2 separate regions of the Mus musculus genome follow, and region 2 is linked to region 1. The links are chromatin loops, found by intact Hi-C in ENCODE. Cell type or tissue: left cerebral cortex. All regions are shown on one strand. Each heading gives the region's core, and the rest is flanking DNA. Links, peaks and the distances in the headings are about the cores only.

The links. A loop is a pair of places that touch in the nucleus more often than their neighbours do. Peaks named below come from ENCODE experiments on the same cell type or tissue, not always from the same donor. Only the 100,000 strongest peaks of a DNase experiment are listed, where the experiment ranks them.
Region 2: a loop joins it to region 1, with 1.9 times the contacts of the local background. A loop is called at or near these places in 3 of 42 quality-filtered maps.

What each region holds. Positions count from the first base shown.
Region 1 is chr9:53,264,946-53,272,527 of GRCm38, reverse strand. No RefSeq gene overlaps it. Among named protein-coding and RNA genes, the nearest start is that of Ddx10, 21 kb to the right of the region's middle. In left cerebral cortex, for the core only: a CTCF peak has its summit at 3,589 (motif pointing right); DNase peaks (open chromatin) are centred at 3,259 and 3,562.
Region 2 is chr9:53,340,968-53,348,549 of GRCm38, reverse strand. The region is part of intron 3 of Exph5 (exophilin 5); the gene reads right to left. Among named protein-coding and RNA genes, the nearest start is that of Poglut3, 39 kb to the left of the region's middle. In left cerebral cortex, for the core only: no CTCF peak of the experiment used is centred there; a DNase peak (open chromatin) is centred at 3,656; H3K27ac peaks cover 303 bases.

The sequences.
Region 1 (7,582 bases), core at 1,919-4,418:
GAGGGCTAGCTAGTGCAGAATCCTCTCTTGCAAACCCTGAAATGCTAGTTAAAACAGGACTCCAGGGGCTGTATTATATTTATGCATGATTGTATGGAGAAACAGGAAATTCCAAAGGTCAACAATGGAAAAAAAAGATCTGGATGCTGTGTGCCGTGTAGTAAAGTTCACAGGCTCAATCTGTAGCGGCCTTGGCGAGCAGAGGTAGCTATAGGCTTTGAAATTAAAAATAAGATTCCGAGGCATAAACTTGGAATCATAAAAACATGTGCGAGGGAGAGACTGGGAAGTCTCTCTGCCCTCTCACAGGAAAAGGCTCCAATGAAACTTGCTAAGATCTTAGGCTTTGAGAGGGGAACAATCTAAAAACCTCCAAGAAATAAAAAAAAACCCAAGTTTACCTCATGAGCAGAGCTAAAGTCTGAAACGCCAGCTCTAAGTGCAGATAGATTTGTACTTTCTGCATGGCCCAGGAACATCTAATCCCAACCCAAACCTGACACAAAACAGCCCAACAGCCCAGAAAAAAAAAAAAAAAAAACAAAAAAAAAAACAAAACTCAAACAGCAAAGGAGCTGCTTAGGTTAAAGCTAAAGCTATGCAGGAAGGTATGGTTCCCACTGAAGCTGAGAGCAAATTTTAAAAATGACAAAACAGCAGCAGGAAGTAATCCACCAGATGTAAGATAAGAGATCTAACAGCAGGCAGGTTTATGTATGCCTCCCTCCTGAGACCTACAGCTTAGTGCCTCATAAAACAAGTGTGCTTAACATAGCTCGAGATAAGAAATCACAGGAAAATAAAAAAAACTACCCAAGGTTCATGTTCACAGTTTATAAAAATAAAATTGAAAACTACAACTGACATTTTAAAACTTAACTCCTAAAATCCTGTATTCATGATCTAAAATACACATTAAGGAGGTATATATAGAAGGTGAATTTCAAAAAGAATTTTAAGGAAGGGAAAATAAGATAGCTTATATGATACGGAGGAACTGTCTGTGGTAGCACACTTCTGAATGCTACCTCTTGGGTGGAGGAGGCAGAAGGAGCCGGAATCTGAGGTCATCCTTAGCTACATAGTGAATTTAAGCAACATGTGCTACATGCGATCCTGTCTGAGGCGGAGACAGAAATAGAGATAGAGACACACAGGAAAACAGTCACTGTTTAACTAGTAAGAACTTTCAAAACAAAGAAGGAAGAGTGAAAAAGAGGAATATTTTAAAAGATAATGTTTAAGAAAAATAGTGGTTTAAATGAGAGACTCCCCCATAGGTGTGGTTACTTGAACACTTGGCCCAGTTAGGGCTGCTGTTTGGGATGGCTTAGGAGGCACAGCCTTGCAGAAGGACATCGGTAACCGAGGGCAGGCAAACTGCAAGTAGGGTAGAGCTTATAGCCCCTGCCAATTGTGTCTTCTACTGTGCTGCCATGCTTTCACACCAAGATGGGCTCTAATTCCTCTGAAACTGTAAGCTGAAATTAAGTCTTTCTTCCATAAATAGATTTTGGCCATGGTGTTTTATCACAGAAGTAGAAAATTTAATTAATATAAGAACATTTCTTTGGTATAAAACATATTTCTCTGGCCAATGTGTCTCCCAGAACTATTTTGGGGCCCAACAGGTGTCCCTGGGAGAAAGATGTTTACATTTTAAAGGTATTTATATTGTAAGCAGCATTTTGTATAGTTAATATGTATAGTTTATAGATATTCAATAAAATGGTTAATTTATATACTAAAAAAAACAAAACAAAAAACAAAGAAACATATTTCTCTTCAGAGCAAAGAATTAAAAACATCTAAATCATTTTAAAGAGAAAACCACGGGTTTTTTTAAAATGATTTATTTACTTTATGTATGTGTGTACAGTGTCACTATCTTCAGACACACCAGAAGAGGGGATCAGATCCCACTACAGATGGCTGTGAGCCACCATGTGGTTGCTGGGAATCAAACTCAGGACCTCTGGAAGAACAGTTAGTGTTCTTAACCACTGAGCCATCTCTCTGGCCCCAATCACAAATTTTTTAAAAAATACACTAAAAGGATAAATTAGTTAAAACAGTAGTCCTTTCAATAAAAATGATCAAGTTTAGAGCCCATGTAATAGAAGTTTCAAAACTACCAATAAAATTCAATCCCTAACAGTATTATCATCATCTAACTGCAACAAGGCAAAATGGTGCTGGCTGAATGATTGAGGACCCAGCCTATTGCGGACCACATTGTCCATAGGCAGGTGGTCTCTGACGAATAAGAAACCTAGCTTAGGAGGCATAGTGGTTATGCTTAATTGCTTTTGCAGAGGACTCAGATTTGGTTCTTAGCCTCCATACCACTCATTCACACCTCCCATAATTCTAGTTTCAGGGCATCCACCATGCTCTGGTTCTACAGAAACCTACATACAGATGTGTGCAAACTCATGCAGACACATCCATATTAAAAAGAGAGCACACAACCAAAGCCAACTATGAGCCTGTAAGTAAGCCAGCAAGCAGCATTCCTCCAAGGTTTTTGGCTTTGAGTTTCTGCTTTTTGTTTCTCCTCTGACTTCCCTCAGTGATAGACTGTTACTTGAAAGTGTAGGCCAGATAAATCCTTTTTCATTGCCAAAGTTAATTCTGGTCAGCCACAGGATGTGTCTAGGACAATCTTAATCTTAATTCTATTGGATTATCACTGAGGTGAAAATAGGGAAGTTCAAAGTCCTGTGCCTGAGAACTTCAGGCTCCAAGAGTCTGTTCAGTAACATTTGACTTCTTCACTCTCGGTTGTATCAATATGTTCCTAGCACCAAGTGTTTGGTCATGGTGGTTATAGGCTGGACCAAGGCAATAGGCCAACAGATGCTCATTGGCTCATCATAAAAGTCTTTCGCTTGAGGTAGGGATTGCGTGTTGGAGATGTTCCCATGGTGTGCTTGGCACTGTTGTTAAAAGTAAACTTCCCTAAGAACCAACACACCTGTCTAGCGTGCTTGTCGGGTGCAGCATTTATATTGGCATGTAGGCCCATGGAGAGCTGTTTCCACATCCTCCCTGTTCAATCCTGTTTTGAAAGCCAGGGCTGGAGCAGTAGGGAAGGCACTGTGTGTCAGAATGGCAACATCAACACTTTCAGACTTGAGCGAGTCTGGCTGACTGGCTCTTTTTAGATTCCTTTGGAAAGTCTGAGAAGGGCCTCACTTGCTGGCTGGCTGCCATCTTGAAGCAGAAAATGATGTGATTCAAAACTTATATGACATGTAACGTTCCATAGTTTAACAATCTTCACTCCAATTCTTGCCTTCCGTTAATTCAATTTTGCTTTATTGTGGGCAGGGAACCAGCAACTCAGTCTAACGCACAGTGAATAATGAAACATGCATTCAGCTTACAGATCTGGAAACATTGCTGATCTAGATAAGTCTTGGAAGGCAGGCAGTTCCAGTGACAATACTTCTGAATTTCTATGTAGCTATTTTTTTTTTTAAGGTCTGTTTCTACCAGCACAAACCTCTGATAGAGAACATTCAATGAAACCAGCATCACGTATTGAAGGAAAGGCTCATATACAAAGAGAAGTCCAGCAGTGGGCAGCACTGAGAACAGCAATAGTCTTGTGTCCTAGATAATCAGAAAGACTTGATCCTCAGGTTTCCTTTCTGACTGCCCTGGTCTCTGGTAGACTTTACAAGAAGTCTGCAGCATGGTGATAAACAATTTTTAACACCAACTAGAAAAATGTTGAAGTACTTTTTCCCCCTATTTTTTCAAATAGCCTGATTATCTTAATAAAACTTATAATGTTTCTAAAATGACATAGCTTTTTAGAACTCAATATGACAAAAGTTCACAAATAGTGCTGCCCAGGCGACTGTTATACAGCCTGATGAATCCCCGGGAGCCACACGGAAGAACTGACTCCTGACCTCCACGAGTACATGCACACACACACACACACACACACACTCCCATGTGAACACACACACACACACACACATTACACACACACACCACATACTAAACAAAAATGTAAAAGCATGGTGACAGTGTAAAAATCCACATAGACACGGGAAGACTAGCTCTTCTTCTGGTATCCAAGCCATCATCTCCAGGCAGGAAATCTCTTGTAGGAAAGCAAGAGAAACTGACAGCCGTGAGAAAGGAAACTTACAGACGGCTGTTTGGAGGCCACCCAAACCTTACCCAGACCAGTCCAGGACAGTGGTTCTGAAAAGAGATACCTTAGACATCTGGCAGCGTCTGGAGACAGTTTGTAGTTACAGATGGAACTTGTAACTATCCTCTAGTGAGCAGAGGCTGGGATGCTGCTAACACTGAGATGCAAAGGCCAGCCAGCCTTCAGGACAGCAAGGTTTCCAGCTCCAAGTCAACAAAGCATGTCTAGGAGCTCCGTCATGAATCCACACGAGAGCAAAGCCTAACAGTTGATAAGCACAGCCCAATTTCTCTGGGCCAAATTGTTTGTTGTTGTTTTCAATAATGATTTATTTATTTTAGTGGTATGAGTATGAGTGTTTTGCCATGTGTATGTACCATCTGTGCCTGGTGCCTGTTGAGGCCAGGAGAGGGTGTCAGATCTGAGTTTGATCCTGTGGTCCCACACGGGAGAAAGAGAGCACTGACCAGTTGTCCTCTGACCTCCACCAACATGAATGAGTCAGTTTATTAAAAATTTTAAAAACTGTTCATTCAAATTTATTTTGGTTGAGACATAATTTTATATATTTAATGAGGGATAGTGTGACTGTCGACATGTATATAATATATTTTTTTACTAGATTCACTCCCATTATTTTCCCTTGCCTACCCTCCTCTCATGGTGAACCCCTTCTTCTTTCCAGATAGTTGCCTCCCACTTTATTGTCTCTGTGTGTACCTGTGCTTCACTGAATTTAGTTCAGTGTTTAATCCTTATTATTACAAATGAAAAGGACAACCAAACTTTTTAGGTTTAAGTCCATTCTTTAATAAGAAAGACAGAGATTTTTGGCAATTATAGGGGAAAGAAATGTAGAGTTGAGAGAGACAATTAGAAGAGAATGCATGTTTTATATGTACTTTTACATGCATGTTCCTGCACATAAAATTCTAATTAAAATTTTCTAAAAAAAAAAAAAAAGCATCCCAGCATGCTAACACACTTTAAAATTTTAGCACTTGAAAAGCTGGAATGGATCAGGAGCCCCCAATGGAGGAGCCCAAGGAGCTAAAGGAAACTGCAACCCTATAGGTGGAACAACAATATGAACTAACCAGTACCCCAGAGCTCTTGTCTCTAGCTGCATATGTATCAAAAGATAGCCTAGTCAGCCATCACTGGAAAGAGAGACCCATTGGTCATGCAAACTTTATATCCCCCAGTACAGGGGAACACCAGGGCCAAAAAGTGGGAGTGGGTGGGTAGGGGAATGGGGGGGAGGGTATGGGGGACTTTTGGGATAGCATTGGAAATGTAAATGAGGAAAATACCTAATAAAAATATTAAAAAAAAAAAAGCTGGAAGACTGCAAGTCCAAGGCCAGCTTGGGCTGAACAATAAGACTCTGTTTCAGAATAGTATTAATATATTAAAGTGTATCCAGGAAACAGGAATCAGACAAAAAAAGGAAGGAAGGAAGGAAGGAAGGAAGGAAGGAAAAAGAGAAGGAAGGAAGGAAGAAAAAGGCTGGATGTAGTGGCTTGTCCCAGTAATCTCAACACTATGGAGTCTGAAGGAAGAAGAATGCCATGAATTGAGGTTAACTCAGTCAATATAGTAAGACCCTGTTTCAAAACTTGAAAATAGACCATGCATAGTGGTGTATGACTGTAATTCCAGCCCTTGGAGGTGGAGTCAGGAAGATCAGGAGGTCCTGGGCATCCTTGACTATATAAAAAATTTAGTCTATTCTGGGCTACATGATACTTCCTAAAAAATAAATATAAATACAACTTAAAAGCAAACAAGCAAACATTTATAAAACATTAGAATGAAAAGTTGGAAAATAATGTTTAAGAGTACATTCAACAAAGGCTTGAAAGATGAAATTGTCCATAAGCCATAACAACATGTCAAACAGAAAGTTGGTGAACAGATTAACATAGATAGGAAATTATCAAAGGAACAACCTCAAAAAAAAAAAAATGAGGGACAATTCCTGGCTAATGGAAATCACTACAGTGGATGAAAACAATTCATTGGAAGATACATTATTCTACAAAGTCACAATCTAATGGTAACTAGAAAATAAGAGGGATACAGATAATTGTGTCAGGTTCAAAGAGTGGGGAGCAAAGTGGAGGTGTATTTCTCAAAGGCCCCTGGAATCCTGGGGAGCAACATGTTGAAGTGTCCAAGGGAACACGGCTTCCCAGCCAGAATTCCATTTCTCTTGCACAACTTAACAGAACGTGAGAGGGAATGGAGCCTTTTTAGACAAACAAGGTCTCCACATTTTTACCTCTCAAATTCTCTTTCCAGAAGCCTCTGAAGGAGTGAGTGCTAATCATAAATAAAATTTAAATGCAAAGATATAAATAAAAATAAAGAAAAATCCAAAGCAAGAAGACAATTAAACATTCTACACAGGCACAAATGATGTTAACTCTGGATGTATCTTGAAGGATGTTGGAGTTCAAGGCCAGTCTGACCTATACAGTGAGCTCCTCAACAGCCAGAACTACACAGAACTACTACATTGTCTCAACCCCTACTGCGGCACTCCCGCTAAAGTACAAAAAGTGTTGAGGATGTAGCTCAGTGGGAGGTAGAGTGCTTGCTTACTATGCACAGCATGCACACAGCCTTAGGTTCACTCTTCAGTTTCAGAGTAAAAGCAAAGAGCAGACAAGTGTGTGTGTGCAATACAGATGGCTGATCCTTTTTGGGGGGACATTGTCTTTCTCTCTCTCTCTCTCTCTCTCTCTCTCTCTCTCTCTCTCTCTCTCTCTCTCGATTCATTTTTATATGTAAGTAGACTGTAGGTGTTGTTAGACACACCAGAGGAGGGTGTCAGATCTCATTACAGATGTTTGTGGGCCACCATGCGGTTGCTGGGATTTGAATTCAGGAAGAGCAGTCAGTACTCTTAGCCATTGAGTCATTTCTCCAGCCCTCACCTACTCTCTTGAAAACTAGGAAACCCCATTCCTTTCGAGCCTCATCTACTAGGCCAGAAGCCACCAGACCTAATGGTTCTCTCTTCTCCTGATGAGACCACCTCATGTTCCAGCTTGCAGAGTCACCACATGGGATTGCCTGAACCACATCATGCCATGAGGCCATCAAATACCTTAGAAACCTTGATTTACATTTATGTACTTTACCATTAGCTTGCTAACTATACTTGAATTCTTGACACTTCAATTTCTTCCATTTCGAAATATAGATCATAAAAATAGATAGTGTATAACTTTCCTTCTGACATATTATATTCCATGTATCCCAGCCCCGTGCTGAAGTTATCTTGAGGACTATTGTATTTTGGGTTGACCTTTTTCACTTTATAGTTTTTCACTTTATAGTTTTTCTCATATCTGATATTACTTTCTGACCTGTTTTTTTTTTTCTTTCTCACTCTGCCTG
Region 2 (7,582 bases), core at 2,631-5,130, 75 kb before region 1:
TTATTCGCTCCTTTCCACACCTTTGCAGATGCCATTCTGAAATCCTCATGCAATAGTAAGGGCAGGGCTCGAGAATACATGAATATTCTTTTCTAGCCCCTTGACTCCTGAGAAGTTCCATCTGTAGGGTCACAGGCAGTTCAGAGTCCATAAGTTAACCATGGACTTCTTGCCTTTCCGTCCACATTCTGGTTAACAAACCCCACTGACTCAAGCCCAGGATTCTCTCTGAAATCTATCCTTGTCTCTGCATCTACCTGCACCCATTATACCCTCTCAGTGCAGTAGCCCTTATCTGTCCTGGTGTCTCCAAGCTTGTCCCAAACAGGACAAATTGAACTGTGCCTCTTCCATTCCAAGTGACAGATGAGGTTAATTCCTGCATTTGTGAAGCCCTACATGACCTAGTCTTGACATGCTCTCTGGCCTCATACCCTACTTCCCTTTGTCATTTCAGCCAGAGGGAATTTGACAGACATCTGAGCTTCTGCACTACCGTTTTGTGCCTGAAGCATTTTCCTGACATCTCTGGGCCTGGACAATTATCTTACACTCAAGGACCATGTAGCTGTCACTCACTCCAGAAAACTGAACCAGACTTTTGCTAGAACCCTGTCCCTCAGATGTGATCCCACACCATATATGTCTTCTCCACTGTGGTCAATCTTCTTGGCCTCTGATTTTCGTCTTGATGTCACAGAAATGGAGCTTGTGAATGAAGGTGAGAACTGTTGGGGTTGGTCTTGTGGAATTCTGGTGGAGTCTGGTTAAGTAAATGAATGAAGGAGGTCATTCCGCTTCCCATATTCACTCTTCCTCTGTTGTCCATCATCATCCACCGAGCTCCCCAAGGCAGAAAAAAGAAACACCACCTCCACTTCTTCCTCACCTACTACATCCAGCTGCTACAGTGTCACGATTCCACTCAAAATCCTGCACAGAGCTGTTCGTTTTCATATTTGCCATCCCAGGAATGTAGAGGTTTCTTTTCTTCTTGTTGTGACTGATACCCCAGCAAGAAGCAACGTAAGGGGTAAAGGAGTTTTGGGCTCATGGTTAAAGATACAGCCCCGGTGTTTGTCTCCTAGATGACTCTAAATCCAGTAAAATTGGTTGCTAAGATTACATATAAATTTTCCTCCTCTCCAGTTCTTATGTATGCTCTCATTTTTATTTTGTTTTGCCTTTTTGAGACAAAGATCTTATGTAGCCTAAGCTGGTCTCACACACACTGTGATGCTTGGCCCATGGAGTGGCACTATTAGAAGGTATGGCTCTATTAGAGTAGGTGTGTAACTGTGAGTGTGTGTTTTAAGACCCTTATTCTAGCTGCCTGGAAGACAGTGTTCTGCTAGCAGCCTTCAGAAGAAGATGTAGAACTCTCAGCTCTGCCTGCACCGTGTTTGCCATGTTCTTGCCTTGATAATGGACGGAACCTCTGAACCTATAAGCCAGCCCTAGTTAAATGTTATCCTTATAAGAGCTTCCTTGGTCATGGTGTCTTCACAGCAGTGGAAACCCTAAGACACTCACTGTGTAGCTGAGGTTAGACTAGAAGGGCATTACAGGTATGCGCCATCATGCCAGCATTCCTGATACTGACTCTAATCTATCAATCTTCCTTCCTTCCTTCCTTCCTTCCTTCCTTCCTTCCTTCCTTCCTTCCTTCCTTCCTCCCTCCCTCCCCCCCTCTCTTTCTCTCTCCCTCTCTCTTTCTTTTTTCTTTCTTTACTTTTATCTATCTTTCTTTGTTCTATAGGTTGGAAAAAAGATTTTCTGCCTAGGCACTGCTGAAACTCCTTTTCCTGTGCCCTTCTGTCTCAGTCACTGTAAAATGTTCCTCAGCACTCCTGACCTCTACCCTCACGTCAGCTGTGAAAAATGGAAAGGTTTTAAAGCTGAATGTCCACCGGGGCATAACACTGCCCTGGGCTGAGAAACCACTGAATTGATTAATCTTTCTAAAGTGAAGAGCAGATGAGGTCAACTCGAGCTGACTCATTAAGTCTCAGTGACCTAGATGGATTTCTGCGTTCTCTGGCTACCACATCCTTGCTTGGTACAGACTCTAGTCTTTTAGTCACCTAACTTGGTCCTCTTCCTCCAGGAAGCCTCCTGGATCCTATCGTCTACGTTAAGAATTTCTTCTATTTGTTCCCCTGGAGGGAGGATCCTTATCATCAGATGCTCTGCACGTGATACATCTGACAGTGTATCTGCTATTACCTAGGTCGCAGCTAGGCCACATGAGATCCCTGTGTAAGTTCAAAGGGACACAACTTCCTTAAGACCCTTGACTGTTATTTGCTGGAAGCCGAAAATAAAGAACAGATTCAGTTGTGTGTGCCTTTAATTTTAGCACTCAGGAGGCAAAGGCAGGTAGATCTCTAAGCCATTCTGGTCTACAGAGTGAGTTTCAGGACAGGCAGGACTACATAGCTATATAGAGAAACCCTGTCTAGAAAAAAACAAAATAAACAAAGAAACAAAAACCAAAACAAACAGCAGCAAAAATGAAGGAACAAAACAAAACTGAATAGTTCTGAGGTGAACCAGCCACCCACTGCATGGGCCAATCAGATTACAGAGTCCTCCTGGAAGAGACTTGGCTTTATGTCCACGCTTTCCCTAAATGCTCTGTCTGATCCTTGGGTGGGACTTTGATACAAGCTTGACAGAACACAAAAGTAAAGCTATTTATTGCCTTGGCTGTTATCACCCATGTCGGGAATTGTTACAGCCATTAGCTTTGTCTGAAGAAGCTGCAGGGCTTCCCAATTATCCTGGAGAAATAAAAAGAAAGGTTCCTCTTTCCCAGCCGTGTGCTGCCTCAATTATATTCCAAAGCCAGGATCTGACCATCTCTTCATGTAAAACTGTTCACGGGGCTCAAACTTCATAAAGATAATCAGATCAAGGAAGCCACTGGCTACCCAGGATGAAACTCAGACTCTCCCCACATCTTGCTTCTTCCAGCTGCTCATCTGTCTGCACCACACCTACCATCACAGCCTAAGAAGGAGAGATCTCTTTAACTCTGAATTCTTTGGCTAAAGGTCTTAGAGTCTTCTACTCCAGCTTGGATTTTTTTCAACTAGAAAATGGGAAAGAGAAAGAAGGGAAGACAGAGCAAGAGGCACAAGGAATATAAATTCAGGGAAAATACGATGTGCCTTTTAACTTTCCAAAATAGTATCTGACCTTTCTGCTTATGTAAGAGAGTTTGCAGCTGAACGGCCCAAGCTGTGTACGCCCTATGGATCAGGCAAATTTGGGCATGTCTGAGAAGTGGTTAGGTGGATCCACCAAAGCTCCTCGCATTGAAGGGAATTAAATCATCTTTAAGGAACAGAAGGGTGGGCTTCAATTCTCATCCAGAAGTCATGGTTATCAGCCCCTGTGTAACCATGCTGGGATAGTCACCGGTGTGCCGTACACCATAGGAATTCTCCAAGGAAAGGGGGCTTTAACTGTACATATTATTCATGAGCTTTGCAAACTTGTTCCCTTGTGTTTTCATTTGGGGATTACCATAGGAAAAGAGCAATGGAAAAAAAAAAAAAAGAAAGAAACCCTATATTTCCGAAATTGCCAAAACCAGGAGGAGCATATGGCTGTGGCTTTCAGATGGTGGGTGGACAGAGGGTTGGCGGCTCCCTGAGGGTGTGACTTCCTGGTGGAGCATGCTGGAACATATTGCCTCATCATGGTCAGGAGGGAGTCATTTCTGTAACTGGGAATCTGAACCAAGAAAGGAACAGCTAAGGATGCTACTCTGAAGGTCAGAGTGCCCAGGGTGTATACCACAGACACTTACTAAACTCCACGGAGGGAGCCTGTGGGACAGCAGAGGTACTGAAACTTTGTGGTGGGGGCTGAGGACCATAGGCCATACACCAGCTACCTTATAGCATGACCTGGGAAACCCCACTTGCAGGAAGTGTTGACGAGAGCTGCACGCATTACGTTAGACTGTCTAGAGTACATGGAATAGCAATCAATAAAAGGTAAGCATAAATGTGTTTCTTCCTGGGGTTTGGGTCAGTTCAATCCTTTCCAAGTAACATAAAAATCATAAAGGGAAAGCTGGGGCACACTGTGAGTTTTGGAGGAAGAGGACACGTCTGAGGCAGAAATGGAAGCCATGTGACCTTTTATAACATATGGGTGGGAGCACTGCGTTCTCATGAATTTTTTGGTTCATTGAAAGTAATAAACCAAAACTTCAAGATTCCACACTCAGGAGGCTCAGGTAGGAAGATTGCAATGAGTTCCAGGTCAAACTGGGCGACACAGAGTTCTAGGCCAGCCTGGACTACAGTGTTCCACTCTCTCTCAACAAAGCAAAACAAGAGAAGACAATATATACCACCACCACTACCAACACCCCATATGCTGCAGTGTCCCTTATCCTTGTGTGGTGGATACATTCTAAGATCCCTCATGGCTACTAGAAACCACAGTTAGAACAAAATCCTATAGTTATCTTATTTTTCTTATACATAGATACCTAATGCTTAATTCATATGCTACACATAGGAAGACATAGATATCACTAATGAATAATAACAAACTTGGACAGACATGATATACTTTAGTAAGAGTTACATGATTCTGATTTTTCTCTTTCAAGTCTTCTCATCATATCCTACGGGAGTTTTGGACCAGGGTTGGGAATTAACTGAGTAGGGAGGGAAACTATCCTAATTTTACCAGTTGGGCCTTAAAGTAAACAAGGATATCTTGCCAAATTATGAAACCCCTTCCCCATTTTATTTTCTGAGAAAAATTGTCTATTCTCCAGTGTCATTTCCAAGGGAAAACCAAAGCATAGAGCCGAGCATGGTGGGATACATTTATAATTGTAGAATCCAGAAGACGGAGGCTGAAGGATTGGGAGTTCAAGGTCAGTATGAGCTACATAGTGAACCTGAGACTAACCTGGCTTCAACAAAAAAAGACCTTGTCTCAAAACCAGAGCAAAACCAAACAAACACTCAAAGCTTAAAAGAAGAAAATAACCCTGGAGTGGTGGCATACGTATCTAATCTCAGCCCTTGAGAGGCAGATGGAGCTCTGTGATTTTGAAGCTAGCCTGGTCCACATAGTAAATTCCAGGACAGCCAGGACTCATAGAGAGACCATGTCTCAAAAAACAAACCAAGAAGAGAGAGAAGGAGGAGGAAGAGGAGGAGGAGGAGAAGGAAGAGGAGGAAGAGGAGGAGGAGAATTTGCTTATCAAGAGTTTCATCTTCTGCATATAAAGTTTGGTGTTTTGTTTTTGCCTTTCTTTTCCTGACCTGGTTACCTTTCCTCTAAATACTGCTCTGGAAGCTCAAATCAAGATGCTTTGCTCTGGACTCTCTGCTAGAGGAGTGAATGCTTCCGTCTCACTCATGCTCATCTTATGGCTATATTAATAACTTCAATCTTGACTTCTTTTGTGCCTGATACTCAAAAATCTGTTACAATAACCACAAATAAGATTTGAAAAGGGAAAAAGATGAAAATAAATAAACTGAGAAGCGTGTTGATTTAAAAATTAACATCGTAGCATAAATCATACTAGAAGGAATTAAAACGATACATTAAAGTGGGGGAAAATTTTTTTTAATTGCTTTGCTGACTTACTCTCCAGGGCACCAAGCATGACAGTCCAGCCCTGGCAAACCCTTGACGGCTTGAGAAAGTAGAGACCTGAAAGTTCTGTGCTGACCTTCCCAGGTCCCGTCAGCCCCTCCCCAGAGCTCAGGCAAGGAACAGCTTCCTTGTCAGAACACATTTTAAAGGCTGCTTTTGTACTTTAAAGATCAGAACTGTTAAAGTTAAAGGCTACATGGGATTAGAGAGCCCATGAATTCATATTAGCTGTCTTGGTATGACACCTCCCACCTGTAACATAAAAAAATGTTTGTTCCCTCACATTTAGATTTCTATCTAGATATTGAGGTCAAGTTCAAATTTAAAAATGAAGAGAGCATACTTTTTGCATGATTCTGTGAGACCTTGTAGGAATAAACAATAGTATATACCCTTTGTTATATTCTGACCTGGTAGATCAAATATTTGTCAAGGTAGAGACAGGAAAATCAGTGTGAGCCTGAAGCTAAACTGGGCTGAGTACCAGGGCAGCCTAAGCTACAGTATATATCCTTGTCTCAAACAAACAAACAAACAAAACAAGTACATAAATAAACACACCACTATTAGTGATCTTGTTGAGATAAATATTACACATTTCCATTCAAAGTTGAAGTGAGATGTACTTGGGGTGGTTAAGACGGCTTGTTGGGTAAAAGTTCTTGTTGCCAAGGCTGCTGACAGAGTTTGATCCTCATCCTACACAGAAGGACAGAACCAGTTCCTGGAAGTTGTCCACTGACCGCCACCACATGCATGGCATGGTGCAGGCTTGCCCTCTCTGTCTTTGTCTCTGTCTTTCTCTCTTATACACACAGTAATAATAATAAAAATGAATATTTTTTTAAAAGAAAGAAAGATGTATTTAAAACTGTCGATGATGTCTGGGCAGTACTGAAGTAATGACATTGGTTGCATATCTCCAGGCTGTATTTTGTCAGTCAAGTTAGGAGTCTATTTGGTATCTGAGAAGGACATCTGCTGAACAGAGTCTGCAAGTTTTCTGTTTGCCCTCTGGCCAAAACACATACCAAGAATGACGTTCCTAGATCTTTTATAGCTGTTGATCAACTCTTGCAGTAATCTGTAACGCGAGCTTAGAAAAAAAAACAAAACAAAACAAAAACAAAAAAAAAAACAAACAAAAAAAACCAAAACTGCCTATGGAGTAAACTCGTTTCTGCCACTTTCCCCGGGTCTCCTAAGCCATCTCCTTCCGCTCTATGAAACTCTGCCTTAAAAAAAAATCCAGTCTCTTAAGATTCAACACAGTGAAATCCTTGATCTCCCGTATGCTGGCAATCAACTTCTTTTCTCCTTGAAAAAAAAAAAAAAATGCTTCCTAGTAACCACGGAATATTTTTCAGTTTTAAATCTTCCAAACAACAGAATTACTATTGCCCCAAATGTTTCGTTTTGCTTTTGAAAAAGCAACTCACCGATGAAGAGTATTCCTGGCAAGAGGTTCTGGTAGGTACAGTCCCACAGATCTACATTTTGTTCAGCTCTTTCAGTCCGGTGAAAGCCGAAAGTAAACCGTCCAGGTGCTCCCGGTGCTCTGGTGCCCGGTGAGGTCCCAGAGCCTCATCACAAGCCCCAGCAGCTGCTTGCTGCAGCTTGTTTTTCAGGGACAGTGACCTCCAACACCTTTGATTTAGCGCCGCAACTCAATCTTAATGGTTCGCCAGTGAGGGAACACATCACGTGCCAAGCCAACACCTTAAGAGGGTGGGAAGCTTTGCAAACAGAAAGACACGCGGAAAATTCTCAGGAGTCGGCTCAGCCCGCTCATTTGTCACAAAGCTGTACACAATGACACTCGGAGTAGAGGGGGACTGATTTCTGCAGCCTTCAACTGAACGTCCGCACCGGTGCCTGCAGCCCCTCCCTCTCCTTAGGTGGAAATTCTGGGCAACCACTCAAGAACAGTGGCATTAGCATT